Linked DNA regions of Homo sapiens: region 2 is linked to region 1. A link is a contact called in ENCODE Hi-C data. All regions are on one chromosome and are shown on one strand. The core of a region is the stretch at or near the end of the contact, and the rest is flanking DNA. Distances in the headings are between cores, read along the strand shown. Region 1 overlaps MRPS27 (mitochondrial ribosomal protein S27). Region 2 overlaps F2R (coagulation factor II thrombin receptor).

Region 1 (7,111 bases), core at 3,197-5,696:
TGCAGTTTAACTTTAACATTAATATCCATTCTTTTACAGACTTTCTTGGCTACCAAAAACACTTCCAATACTAACGGGTAAATATCATTACTTTGAAGGATGTATCAACTTAAAAAAACTGATGGTATCATACAGCAGAATGTCATATCCTGGAAAAAATAAATCAGATACACAAAACTGATTACTGATATCAGAATCTGGTAAATGTATTAACTTTTATTTCAGCCAAAGAAATTTGCTATTACAGTATAAAATATCTATTAGTAACTATAAAAACTTACCATACTCTCAAAAATATTTCCTATGCAAACTATTTTTTATTTACACAGCCTCATCTACATGAAGGGCCTTTCTGGCTTTCTTCCTTGTTCTTGGAAAATATATATGTTAAAATTTTCTTACCCGTGATATTGTTAAAGAACTAACAGGCAACTTTCTCTCAAATGTTTTATCCATTAAAGATGCAAGATCAGCTGTGAAGACAAAAAAAGAAAAAAAACCTTGTTAAAGATACATATTTTTTTACAATTCTTGCCAGATGGCTGCCAACATGAAGTATTAAAAGAAACGTTCTTTCTTGCTTTTTAGAAATTATTTTTATATAAATTAAAGAGGAAAAAAGAATATTCTTTAAAACATTTTAAAAATGATTTAATTGGGTTGAGAATTATTTTAAAAAAACTTTTTACCATGTATTTAGCTTTTAAAAAAATGGATCAATTTGAAAACCTAGGAGATGCTATTCTGGACATCGGCCTTCAGAAAGAATTTATGACTAAGTCCTCAAAAGCAATTGCAACAAAAACAAAAATTGACAAGTGGGACCCTAATTAAACTAAAAACCATCAACAGGGTAAACAGACAATCTACAGAATGGGAGAAAATATTCACAAACTACGCATCCGACAAAGGTCTAACACCCAAAATCTGTACGGAACTTAAACAATTCAACAAGCAAAAACCAAATATCCCCATTAAAAAATGAGCAAAAGACATGAACAGATACTTCTCAAAAGACATACAAGCAGTCAACCAACATAGGAAAAAAATGCTCAACATCACTAACCATCAGAGAAATGCAAATAAAAACCACAATGAGATACCATCTCACACCAGTCAGAATGGCTATTATTAAAAAGTCAAAAAATAACAGATGCTGGCAAGGCTGCAGAGATAAGGAAATGCTTATACACTGTTGGTAAGAATGTAAATTAATTCAGCCACTGTGGAAAGCAGTTTGGAGATCTCTCAAATAACTTAAAACAGAGCTACCGAGACCATCCTGGCTAACAAGGTGAAACCCCGTCTCTACTAAAAATACAAAAAATTAGCCGGGCGCGGTGGCGGGCGCCTGTAGTCCCAGCTACTGGGGAGGCTGAGGCAGGAGAATGGCGTGAACCCGGGAAGCGGAGCTTGCAGTGAGCCGAGATTGCGCCACTGCAGTCCGCAGTCCGGCCTGGGAGACAGAGCGAGACTCCGTCTCAAAAAAAAAAACAAAAAAAAAAAAAACAGAGCTACCATTTGATTCAGCAATCCCATTATTAGGTACATACCGAAAATAAAATAAAACATTCTACCAAAAAGACATATGCACTCGATGTTCACCGCAGCACTACTCACCATAGCAAAGACATGGAATCAACCTAACAATGGTGAATTGGATACAGAAAATATGGTACATATACACCATGAAATACTACACAGCCATAAAAAAAAAAATGAAACCATGTCCTTTGCAGCAACATGGATGCAGCTGGAGGCCATTATCCTAAGTAAATTAACGCAGGAACAGAAAACCAAATACCACATGTTCTCATTTACAAGTGGGTGGTAAGCACTGGGTATACACGGACATAAATATGGGAACAGCAGACACTGGGGACTCCTAGAGGCAGGAGAGAGGGAAGGGGGCAAGGGCTGACAAACTACCTATGCTTAGTACCTGGATGATGGAATCACTTATACCCCAAACCTCAGTGCCATGCAATATACCCATGTAACAAACCTGCACATGTACTCCCTGAATCTAAAATGAAAGTGGAAATAAAGAAGTCCAATATAATTAGCTCATGAAAGAAAAAAATAAAAGAAAAAAAAAAAAGACCTGGGATGGGGAGGGGCGGGGAAAGGATCAATAAAATATTTCTGGAAGGAGACACAAGCAAGTGTATTTCCTGATAGGTTCCCCCCAAAAAAAGAAATTAGATGATGGGAGATCCAGGGAAGAAGACTCTTCATTGCTTACGCATTTATTCCTTTTGTATTTTGAAATATATTAGCTATATATCAGGTTATAGGTGTATATTAGCTATTCAAAACATTTAAAAATTGAAATTTATCAAGTGACTTTTATACCTACCCTGAACAAATCAGAGCAGCACTCTGGTTATCCTTAATGATTTTTGGCCTGAATGATTCCTATTTTGGTTCCTTCTAGCAGAACATCCATAGGAATATTTGGTATTTCTGAGATCACACTTTTATCTCAGAGTCTGAAAATATCTGAAATCCTAGGCAGCATACTCTCTAAAATGTTTACTTCACATCTTGTCATTGCTTTTCAAATTTACAATATCCTTTTTCCCCTTCTCCTCACTCTCAGCTCATGATTTTGTGTCTCATTTCACTGAGAAAACAGAAGCAATCCAAAGAGAACTTTATCCTTCTAGCATCATGTCTACCAGGTTACTAGCATCTGTGCCCATATTCTGTGTCCTCCATTCTGTTACAAAGGTTGAATGGTGTTAAACAAAAAAGCCCTCCCTTGCCCTCATATTTCCTACCATTATGGCTCCTTTTCTCTGCTCCTCTTAACAGCAAGACTGCTAAAAAGAGTCATCTTAGATACAGCTGTTACTACCTCCTGAGCTCCCAGTCTTCAACACATTCAACTGACACCAATAACCACTGCCACATTGTTAAAATCCAGTGGTTAATTTTCTGTTCTCATCTTACTTGACTTCTATCATTTGATACAGTTGACCATTCTATCCTTCACAAAATATTCTCTTTTTTCTCTCCTTCTTGTGTTCCTTTGCAGGATCTCCTCTTCTTGACTTCTAAACATTGGAGTGCCTCTAGGACTCTAGTAGACTGCAGACTTCCCTTCTCCATCTATGCTCGGTCCCTAGGTGATCTCATTCTCTGCCACGCCTTTAACCATTACCTACAGATGGTTGGCTCCACATGTACATACCTACCCTGTCTTCTCCCTTTAACTCCAGACTTGCATTTCCAATTACATAGGTGATATTTCCATCTGGGTGTCTAATAGGTATCTAAACATCACATGTTCTCTTATTTCCTCAACCTTCCACTTTCAATATGCTTTTCCTATCTCAGTAAATGACCACCACATTGGCTGGTTTACTGAGGCCAAAAATGTAGGCATCATCCTTGACCCCATTCTTTTCACACTCTATAACCAATTTGTCAATAAATCCTACAGGCTCTAGATTTGAAAAATAACTATATATTTCTCATCACCACTACTGCTAAGCCACCAGTATCTCTCATCTCCTGACCTTGTTTTAACTACTGTCCCCACCCTTATTATCTAATCTCCACCCAGCAGTCTGAGTGAGCATTTTAAAAGATAAATCAGCCAATCAGGATAAAAACCAATAAATGCTAATCTGTGTTGTTTTTCTGTCTCTTACACTAAAAATAAAATCCATATAATTACTAATATACACACTCTCAGTCCCTAGAACAGTTCCATAAAAGGCACCTAGTAAATACCTAAAGAAATGAATCAAAGGAAGAAAAGGAAGAAAGAAAAAAGCAATTGGGTTTCCAAGGTTTGTTTACTCCCTGGTGGAAGAAATTGGTATCAAGTAATAAGGACACACCAGAAATGATCAAGTAATAAGTATTTGTTGAAAACCTATTGTTGTGCATTTAACCATTTTTTCCTCTCTTTTTTCCCTGAGGGATTGATCTCAATGACTCAGTACCTACTGGGGGAAAACAACTTTAGAACTTTAGAACTTGATACGATATGAAAGCAATTAGCTTTTCTTATGACTATCTTAAAGGGATTGAAGCCAAGTGATTAAAGCAAAATAAAAACAAAAAAGTCCTTAAACCCCCTTCACACTAAGGCAACTTAATAGCATTAAATCTACTTGCTTACAGATGTTAAATGTCTCTCTCATAATAGCAAATCTTTTGATCATTTCATAATGAAGGCTTCTGTGTTTAGATGAGAGGCAATATGAGAAATTACCTCCCTCTACCTGAAATTTACAATTTAACTTAAAATAGCAAGATCAGGATCTATGGCCTAATTAAAATGAAAAACCCATCATTTCTTTGTGGGTTTCACATCATGCACAATGTATAACCAAACTCTGGAATAAGGTGGCTTCACTGATCACCTCTGTAGTGTGGTAACTCAAGATTGCATGTGAATCCTTCGCACCAAGGCATCTTTAGTCAAGTGAAATTGGCTGGAGCCTCAGAAAAGGTAACAGCTGCAAAGCCAGCATCTAATGAATAACATTTGCATTTTCCAAGTCAGAGAAAGGTTTGCTGCTAAATATATCATGTGGCCAATCACCTCACAGTATAGCACTGCCGTGATGAATGAGGCAGAAAACTGCACAGAGCAGGGACGGCCAGGAAAGCTGGGACAGCTGCGGCGTGCAGAGGGCCAGCGCCACAGGCTTCTGGACTGTGGGCTTCCACAGTCAAAATCCCACCTCATGTTTCAGTGAGGGGCCAGCAGATGCCCAGGTTTTGTTCAAAGAGATGTGCCAAAGAAGATACTTTTTTGCTTGCTATTCAGCTCCTCAGGAATACATACTGTGGCAGATGGTTGTGGACAACAGACTATATGGGAAAATGGATCTGAAATTTGAATTCTTCATTTAACAAAACTTGAAGCTAGACAGACAATGTGGAAGTATGTCCAGAAAATAAAATGTATACTAAAAATGCCCTTCCCATTTGAAGAAAGCAATACTATTAACGATCTCAGAATATACAAGATTGTATTGAGAACCCTGCACTATTCCCAGTAAGAGTGCAATGGCCCACAAGCCTGGGTGAGGATTCAGATTGCCTGAGGGGCTTTAAAACTTCAGATTCCTAGGATTCTTTTCACCCAGAGGGAGACTCTAATTCCCTGGGTTTGAGGTAGCACGAGAGACTTAAACAATAGCCCCAGAAGATTGTAGCCAATCAAGCACGTCAGTTATGTTTGGGAGCAACCATGGGAGGGAACACAAAAGAAGTCTTAGATGTTGCTCCTAAGCTCAAAGAAGATACTGAATAGGAATTCCATTGCTGGAATAAAATGAATTAAATATCTTTAAAAAATTCCTCCTACTATAAAAATAAAACAAAATATCAATTTTCCCCCAAATATATGACTGAGCTTTCAAGAAGGTAGATGTAACTGTCAGAGGCCAAAGGCAAGATGGAAACATGAACTTGGAGTGTTTAGAGGAGCAGTCCCTTTGAGGGGAGCAGTCCTTTTGAGAGCATGTGATGATCTACAGTGATGGAGAGCTTTAGTTTCAGTGACTTATGGGGACAGAGGATAAAACCAATACTTGTAAGATGAGAAGCTTGTTCAGAGATCCTCAGGTAAAGCCAGGACCACCTAAGGGAACTACACCTGAAGTGAAAAGGTAAAACTTATCACTACAATAATGCACCCTAAAAAGTAAACAACCGGGACACTTGTCCCCTGAAGATTATAAACTACAAGTCAGCCCTCATGCCTCTTTGGGGATTTAATCCACTCTTCTTTTGTGATCCAAAATATACCAAGCTGAGAATTTTGTTTGAAGAGTTGACTTCACTATATAAAATTCTAAAAATTGTGAACTATTCTATAGAAACAAAAAAGCATATCCATGGTTGCCTGGGAATTTGGGGTATAGGGCCAGAAGCGGAAGGAGAAAAGGGTTAAAGAATAGGAGAAAACTTTGGCAGGTGACACATATGCTCATTATCTTGATCATGGAGATGACTTTATGGACATATACACCTGTACATTGGTCAAAACTGATCAAATTGTACATTTAAATATACATAGTTTATTTTATGTGAAGAATACCTCATCAAAGCTGTAAAAAGTAAACAATGAATAAGTTAAAAAGCAGGTTAGACACAGGTGAAGTGAGAGTGAACTGAAAGGCAGATAATTACACAGAATGCTGCAAAGATAAAAATGAGAACTGTAAAAGAGCAAAGATATAGAAATATGAATAAGAATGTATGATGAGACAATGATGAGAATTTTTTAGAATTGATAAAAAATATAGGTTTCTAGATTCAGGATATGTATACAATCTCAAGTCAAAAAAGTAAAATTATTATTTCAAAAACGATGAATGAGAGGATCTCAAAAGTGGCCAGAAAGAAAAGAGAAATTACAAAGAAAGAAACAACTATACTAACAGGTGTTTTCTCAATAGGAATGATAAAATCCAGAAAATAGAATAAAATGTTCAAAATGTTGCAAGTATAAACTATCAACCTAAAATTGCATATCTAGCAAGATTATCTTTAAAAAATAAGGGCAAAATATGGGTATGCTGGCATGTGCTTGTAGACCCAGCTACTCAGGAGGCTGAGGTGGGAGGATCACTTAAGCCCAGGAGTTGGAGGCCAGTGTGGGCAACACAGCAAGACCTCATCTCAAAAAAAAAAAAAAAAAAAAAAAGATAAGGGCGAAATGAAGACATTTTTGGACAAACAAAAACAGAAAATGTATTAGCAACAAATACTAAAGGAAATTTTTAGAACTCAATAAAATTGGTTAAATTGGGGGGGAACTGACTGTTTAAAATAATGTTATATGTGTTTTAAAGGATAAAACTTTATTATTAGACAAGAGCATATGGTTAGATGTGTGTGTGTGGACCTAAGGTGTCCTAAAGGATAGTAGAGTGTGATGAGCATTACAATTTAAGCTAGATATGCATTTTAGAAGTTAAAGGGCAACAATCTCTAAAAAAGTAGAGGATATAATCTCCAGACCAGTGGAGGGGAAAAAAACGTAAAAAACAAAAACAATCCAAAAGTAAAAATCAATCCAAAAATAAAAAATAAAGAAAAAAAAGAAAGATGAAACCAATCACAAAATGTGACAGAAATA
Region 2 (7,111 bases), core at 3,435-5,934, 4.4 Mb after region 1:
ATTTATTTACAAATGTTTTGCTCAATAGATTGCTCAAATCAGGTTTTCTTTTAAGAATCAATCATGTCAGTCTGCTTAGAAATAACAGAAGAAAATAGAATTGACATTGAAATCTAGGAAAATTATTCTATAATTTCCATTTACTTAAGACTTAATGAGACTTTAAAAGCATTTTTTAACCTCCTAAGTATCAAGTATAGAAAATCTTCATGGAATTCACAAAGTAATTTGGAAATTAGGTTGAAACATATCTCTTATCTTACGAAAAAATGGTAGCATTTTAAACAAAATAGAAAGTTGCAAGGCAAATGTTTATTTAAAAGAGCAGGCCAGGCGCGGTGGCTCACGCCTGTAATCCCAGCACTTTGGGAGGCTGAGGCGGGTGGATCACGAGGTCAGGAGATCGAGACCATCCTGGCTAACACGGTGAAACCCGTCTCTACTAAAAATGCAAAAAAAATTAGCCGGGCGTGGTGGCAGGCACCTGTAGTCCCAGCTACTCGGGAGGCTGAGGCAGGAGACTGGCGTGAACCCAGGAGGCGGACCTTGTAGTGAGCCGAGATCGCGCCACTGTGCTCCAGCCTGGGCAACAGAGCAAGACTCCATCTCAAAAAATAAAAATAAATAAAAAATAAAAAAATAAAAGAGCAAACTATTTCCAAATACCATAGAATAACTTACATAAAAGTAATATAACTGTATTGTAAGTAGAAGCTAGCACTGGTTTTATTAATTTAGTGACTATTCATTTTATCTAAATCAGTGAAGATTTACTGTCATTGTTTATTAGTCTGTATATATTAAAATATGATATCATTAATGTACTTACAAAATAGTATGTCACTGTTTTTATGTTCATTCTTAAAAACATAACCTGTATTAATAAATGTGAACATTTGCTTGGTATCTCTTTGGAACAAATTAGTATTATATCTTTCTGGTCCTGGCACACTTTAAGGGTTTAACTGAAGAGCATTTAATGAAGAGGTGATTTACAAAGGTGTAGACAGGGTTAAGGGAACCAACGGGGACTGGTGAAGCACCCCCCAGAGACTAGCAATCAGGGGAAGCCATTACTGCCAAGGCCCAGGTACAGGAGGGAACACACTGACGCCTCTCCCTCACCCTCTGATCTCTTGGGAGGCCTCCCCTTGATCCTAATCTTAACCCAATACCCAGAGTGAAGTAGTCCATAAAGATCAGCTTCCTTTGCCGTGGAGAAGGGATCTGGAAGAACAAATGCAAGGAAAAAATAAAACAAACAGCACCATTTCTGCCAAAGACATTGAGTGATTAGCTCTCTCTCTCTCTCTCAATCCCTTCTTAAGAAAATTTAAGCTTATTGAGAATATATTCAAATTTCTGAGTTATAGACATCATGGGTAGTGTCTGCAGTTCTTCCCTAGTGAGAGAGAAATTAAATGTCAGAGCAGAAAGGAAATCCGTAAAATGGCTGTGCTGTCTTCTCTGGCTGAATGACAGTCCTTTGCTGTCTAGCACTCCCTCAGGCAGAAGGGAGGAGGGGAAATTTAAAGCAAAATGACTAGTACTTCTCAAGGTTGAAAATAAAAAAATTTTTGATAAATTATTTCTAGAGTCATAGTCAATGAAAAAATTATTTCAACTAAACAAGGATTTTGTTAACATACAGAATTTTTATAAGTTAACACACAAGCTTTTTAAGTTTCTAAGGCCTGGACTTTTCACGTGTGTTTCAAGGAATAGATTGAGTTCAAAAAACCTTAAATTTTGCTAACACAAAAATTTTTTTTGTCCAGGCATGGTGGCTCACGCCTATAATGCCAACACTTTGGGAGACTGAGGCCAGAGGATCATTTCAGACCAGGAGGTTGAGACCAGCCTGAGCAACATAGTGAGACGCCATCTCAATTAAAAAATAAATAAATAATTAACCTGGCACGATGGCATGCCTGTGGTCCCAGCTACTCAGGAGGCTGAGGTGGGAGGATCGTCTGAGCCCAAGAGGTTGAGGCTGCAGCGAGCCATGATTGCACCACTGCAGTCCAGCCTGGGCAACAGAGTGAGACCATGTATCCAAAAAAAAAAAATGTTTTTTCCACCAAGCTAAAAATAGCATTTTTAAGGAAATGGAATGCTTGGCTATTGAATATACACTTGGAAAATTTTAGGTTATACTTCTGAATTTAAGAAATTTTAAAAACTGTTTGCCGTTGGCATGTCTTTGAGGAAGTTGAGCTACAGAAGCAAGTGGAAAAGGTTAAGCAGCATTGATGACCAAGCTATTTAAGTTTCTGGGGCCTGGACCATCCATTAGCAGCTTATCTTCAGCCAGGTGCTGTCGTGAAAATTAAGGGGAAAAACAGTTCACCAATGGTAATTTCCTGGCATAATTAGCCTGTTATGTGGCTATGCCTTTTGAAACTACTAGACCAAATGTGTGTGAAGAGTAATTGACCACAGGATAAACCTAATTGTGTTTTGTGAAGGAGGTGTGGTTAAGTGAGCTGCAATGTGAGAAGAGAGGAGAAATTCTCTAATGCAATTATTCTCAGAGTTCCTGAGACTCTCAGGAGATCTGCAAGGTCAAACTCTCTTCAAATACCAAGATATTATTTGCCTTTTTTGGTCTGTTTCTCTCATAAGTGGACAGATGAGTTTTCCAGAAGCTACACAACATGTGAAAGTGCAACAGATTGAATGCAGAAGCAGAGACGAAAATCTGACTGTCTCCTATTACACCAGTCATTAAAGAGATTGCAAAAATGTAAAACAATGCAACTCTCCTCCTTAAATTATTGTTTTGGGAAAAAATTTTGAAAAATATAGTATTTATTTTAACATGTAATGGGCTTATTGTCATTTTTAGCTGAAATAGATATTTTCAAAAGTTCTCCATTTTAATGTCTAATATGGAAAATATCAGTAGATAAAATCATTGGCAGCAGGGTGCAGTAGCTCACACCTGTAATACCAACACTTTGGGAGGCCAAGCCAGGCGGATCACGAGGCCAGGAGTTCGAGACCAGCCTGGGCAACATAGGTAAACCCCATCTCTACTAAAAATAAAAAACTTAGCTGGGTGTGGTGGTGCACATCTGTAATCCCAGCTACTTGGGAGGCTGAGGCACGAGAATCACTTGAGCCTGGGAGGCGAGGGTTACAGTGAGTCAAGATGGCATCACTGCACTCCAGCCTGGACGACAGAGCAGAGCAAGGCTGTCTCAAAAAATGAAAAAGAAAAAAAGTCAGTGATGTGCTGCTAAGCAGGATCTCCACAAAAAGAAAAAAAGCCTGATCTGGCAAACTAGCATTTGCCAATTTTGATGGTGTGAATACTCCCTTCTTTTCCAGTTTCAAGCTCCCAACTGTTTAACAGTTGGCTTGACAAATTTCCTGAATATTGAATTCTTGTGAGCAGGTACAAGTTGACTCCAGCACACCAATGGATGCAACCCACATAAACAAAGGCTCTTTGCTGGTCCTCAATAATTTTAAGTGTATTAAGGTGTTCTGAGCAAAAGAAGTTTGAAAACCACTGCCCTTATCCAAGATGTCCCAACTTTATTGACTTGAAGAAAACAGATAAACTGGTAATTATTATAAAAGCATAAAAGCAAACAGGGGTAAAGAGTTGGCTTAGAGCTGCAGGCACCACTCTGGGTTTCTGGCTGTTTCAGAGCTGAGGGGTTCCAAGTCTTGGAGCAAGAAACTGATTCAACATCCAGGCTCAGTGGCTCACGCCTATTATCCCAGCACTTTGGAAGGCTAAGGCGGATGAATGGTTTGAGCCCAGGAGTTCGAGACCAGCCTAGGCAAAATGGCAAAACCCCGTCTCTACGAAAAATACAAAAATTAGCCGAGCGTGATGGCTCATGCCTGTAGTTCCAGCTACTTGGGAGGCTAAGGTGGGAGGATGGCTTGAGCCTGGGAGGCGGAGGTTGCAATGAGCCAAGATGGTGCCACTACACTTCAGCCTGGGTGACAGAGTGAGACCCTGTCACAAAAAGAAAAGAAAAGATACTGATTCACGTCATCAGGTATGGTGTGGTCCACAGAACAGGAAGCTCTGTGTGAGGTCTGATTTTCAGCCACCTGCTGTGTAAAGGAAAGAGAGAGGTGCTTGCTGAGCAAAGTTTCAGACCAGAAGACCAAGAGACAATTCAGAACAGCAGCAGATTCTACCCATGGTGGCATTCCTGTAAAGTGAAACTCAAGCGCCAAGTTTGTTGTCATGGGGACTGTTGATTGCATGCTAGTCTTATGGAAACACACGGAAAACCAGAGGTCAAATTCAGTAGCATCTCAGAATTCAGATAACACAGCATGTACAGTTTCAACCCAGCAGGCTGTGTGTTTATCACTTCAGGAAATGACTCATAAGCAGTAAGGAGATGAGCTTTGAAAGCTGCATCTGGCCAGGGCACGGTGGCTCACCGCTGTAATCCCAGCACTTTAGTGAGGCCGAGGCGGGTGGATCACCTGAGGTCGGGAGTTTGAGACCAGCCTGGCCAACATGTGAAACCCTGTCTCTACTAAAAATACAAAAATTAGCCAGATGTGGTGGCACACACCTGTAATCCCAGCTACTCAGGAGGCTGAGGCAGGAGAATTGCTTGAACCCAGGAGGCAGAGGTTGCAGTGAGCCGAGATTGTGCCATCCAGCCTGGATGACAAGAGCGAAACTCCATCTCAAAAAAAAAAAAAAGAAAAGAAAGCTGCATCTATAGTAGCCTGCATGGTGGCAGGGCCAGTCTGGCTGTTTTGCCTATCTTAATGACTACATCTGCAGGTCATTTTGGTGTGCTGCTATGCGACCCATCCAAGGAAGTGAAAACACCACGAAGGGTGGGCTGTCCAATACTGAGATGCATTCGTGAGCAAAACCATAATCATTTGATATCTATTTTTGTTGTTTTGTTTCCTATCCTGGGATATCTAGTTGCTCTTGAAACTAGCTGACACATATTTTAAAAAAAACAAGACAAATAATATATTCCCATCCTCCAGAAGCTAACTGGCTTTGGGATTTAATCCTAATACTTAATGTTTAGTTAGGAAGCACAAAATTTGAAGACCTCAGATTTAGAATTTTATCAGCTCTGCCTTGTAACAAGTTTTAGAAACTAAATCAGTTGGCCAGGCCTGGTGGCTCATGCCTGTAATCCTAGCTTTTTGGGAAGCCAAGGCGGGCGGATCACCTGAGGTCAGCAGTTCGAGACCAGGCTGGCCAACATGGTGAAACCCTGTCTCTACTAAAAATACAAAAATTAGTCAGACATGGTGGCACGTGCCTGTAATCCAGCTACCCGGGTGGCTGAGGCAGGAGAATTGCTGGAACCCGGGAGGCAGACGCTGCACTGAGCCGAGATGGCACCACTGCACTCCAGCCTGGGCAACAGAACGAGACTCTGTCTCAAAAAAAAAAAAAAAAGAAAAGAAAGAAAGAAAAGAAAAGAAACTAAATCAGTTCTCAACTCTGGTTGCGCATAGAATCACTGGAGAGCTTCTAAACAATTCCAGTGCCAATCTCTGGGGGCGAGGCCTGGACATTGATATTGTTTTCAAGCTCCTCAGAAGATTCTGATGTGTAAACCAGGGTTGATACTAAGAAAAGAAAAATCCCTCAGCAGTCTGAGCTATGTGAGGTGTGCAAAATTTATTAGGCCCAGAGAGACGGGAGTAGAGGACTTCAGTCACACCCCCGGCACATACCCTCCCCCTACCCACCACCCCCCATGCCTGTGGGCAATTATTTAAAGTCATTTTGTTCCTGGTGGTGTGGTAGCTCATGCCTGTCATCCCAACACTTTGGGAGGCCGAGGCGAGAGGATCCCTTGAGGTCAGGAGTTTGAGACCAGACTGGTCAACATGGTGGAACCCCTACACTCCTAAAAATACAAAAATTAGCCAGGCATGGCAGCATGCTCATGAAATCCCAGCTACTCGGGGGGCTGAGGCAGGAGAATTGTTTGAACCCAGGAGGCCAGAAGGTAGAGGTTGCAGTGAGTCAAGATGGCGCCACTCCAGCCTGGGCAACGGAGAGAGACTCCATCTCAAAAAAAAAAAAGGCATTTTGTTCCTGACTAGCTACATTCCCTGTTATCTTCATGTTCCTGGAATCTGTGATACAAAGAACAATGTGTATCCAATCAACAGCTTATGTTATTTTAATGTAAATTTTGATAAACAACTTAGGAACTGCCTCTTTTCCTTTATAAACATTCACATGCAACTGCTGCTAATCAGATTGTATATTCAGGACAACTTGAATATACACTTCAATATACACTGGGTTGCAGTCCTCAAGCTTGGCCCAAATAAACTCTCTACTTATATTAATTTTGACTCAGCTTCTTCCTTTTAGATCAACAATACCACTGTTTTTGAAAAGTGCTTCTTAGCTTATATACTGCTGGTGGGAATGTAAAGTATTAGTTCAGCCATTGTGGAAAGCAGTGTGGTGATTTCTCAAATAATTTAAAACAGAATTATCATTCAACCCAGCAGTCCCATTATTGGGTATATACCCAAAGGAATAGAAATCATTCTACCATAAAGACATCTGCGCACAGGTGTTCACTGCAGCACTATTCACAATAGCAAAGCTATGGAATCAACCTAAATGCCCACCAATGATAGACTGGATAAAGAAAATGTGGTACATATACCCCATGGAATACGATGCAGCCGTAAAAAAGAACAAGATCACGTTCTTTGCAGCAACATGGATAGAGCTGGAGGCCATTATCCTAAGCCAACTAATGCAGAAACAGAAAACCAAATACCACATGTTCTCACTTATAAGTGAAACTAAACATTGAGTACACATGGACACAAAGAGGAGAACAACAGATACCAGGGCCTACTTGAGGGTGGAGGATGAGAGGGAGAGGACTGAAAAACCACCTATCGAGTACTATGCTTACTACCAGGGTGATGAAATAATCTGTACACCAAACCCCCAAGACACACAATTTACTTATATAACAAACCTGCACATGTACCCCTGAACCTAAAGTAAAAGTTTTTTAAAAAAGAAAAGAAAATAGTGTTTCTTGGCCAGGTGCAGTGGCTCACATCTGTAATCCCAGCACTTTGGGAGGTGAAGACAGGAGGATTGCTTGATGCC

The links. Hi-C counts contacts between places; a loop is a spot of excess contacts on that map. Pooled maps may share reads with other maps.
Region 2: a map with no recorded cell type shows a loop between it and region 1 (10-fold over the local background). The contact joins two enhancer-like sites. A Hi-C loop is called at or near these places in 2 of 37 single-sample maps with no recorded cell type and 2 of 50 pooled maps.

Annotation. Positions count from the first base shown.
Region 1 is chr5:72,297,230-72,304,340 of GRCh38, forward strand. It overlaps MRPS27 (mitochondrial ribosomal protein S27), which reads right to left. Exons shown (of 11, transcript NM_015084.3): 3 at 403-473. Among named protein-coding and RNA genes, the nearest start is that of MRPS27, 19 kb to the right of the region's middle. RefSeq lists enhancers at 4,103-5,058, 4,618-4,847. Within about 2 kb of position 4,447, at least 4 of the 41 ENCODE cell types and tissues checked have a DNase peak (open chromatin) inside an H3K27ac peak, as active enhancers do.
Region 2 is chr5:76,734,865-76,741,975 of GRCh38, forward strand. F2R (coagulation factor II thrombin receptor) reads left to right here. Exons shown (of 2, transcript NM_001992.5): 2 at 1-906. Among named protein-coding and RNA genes, the nearest start is that of F2R, 22 kb to the left of the region's middle. RefSeq lists enhancers at 4,056-4,385, 4,486-4,555, 6,689-6,768. Within about 2 kb of position 4,685, at least 15 of the 41 ENCODE cell types and tissues checked have a DNase peak (open chromatin) inside an H3K27ac peak, as active enhancers do.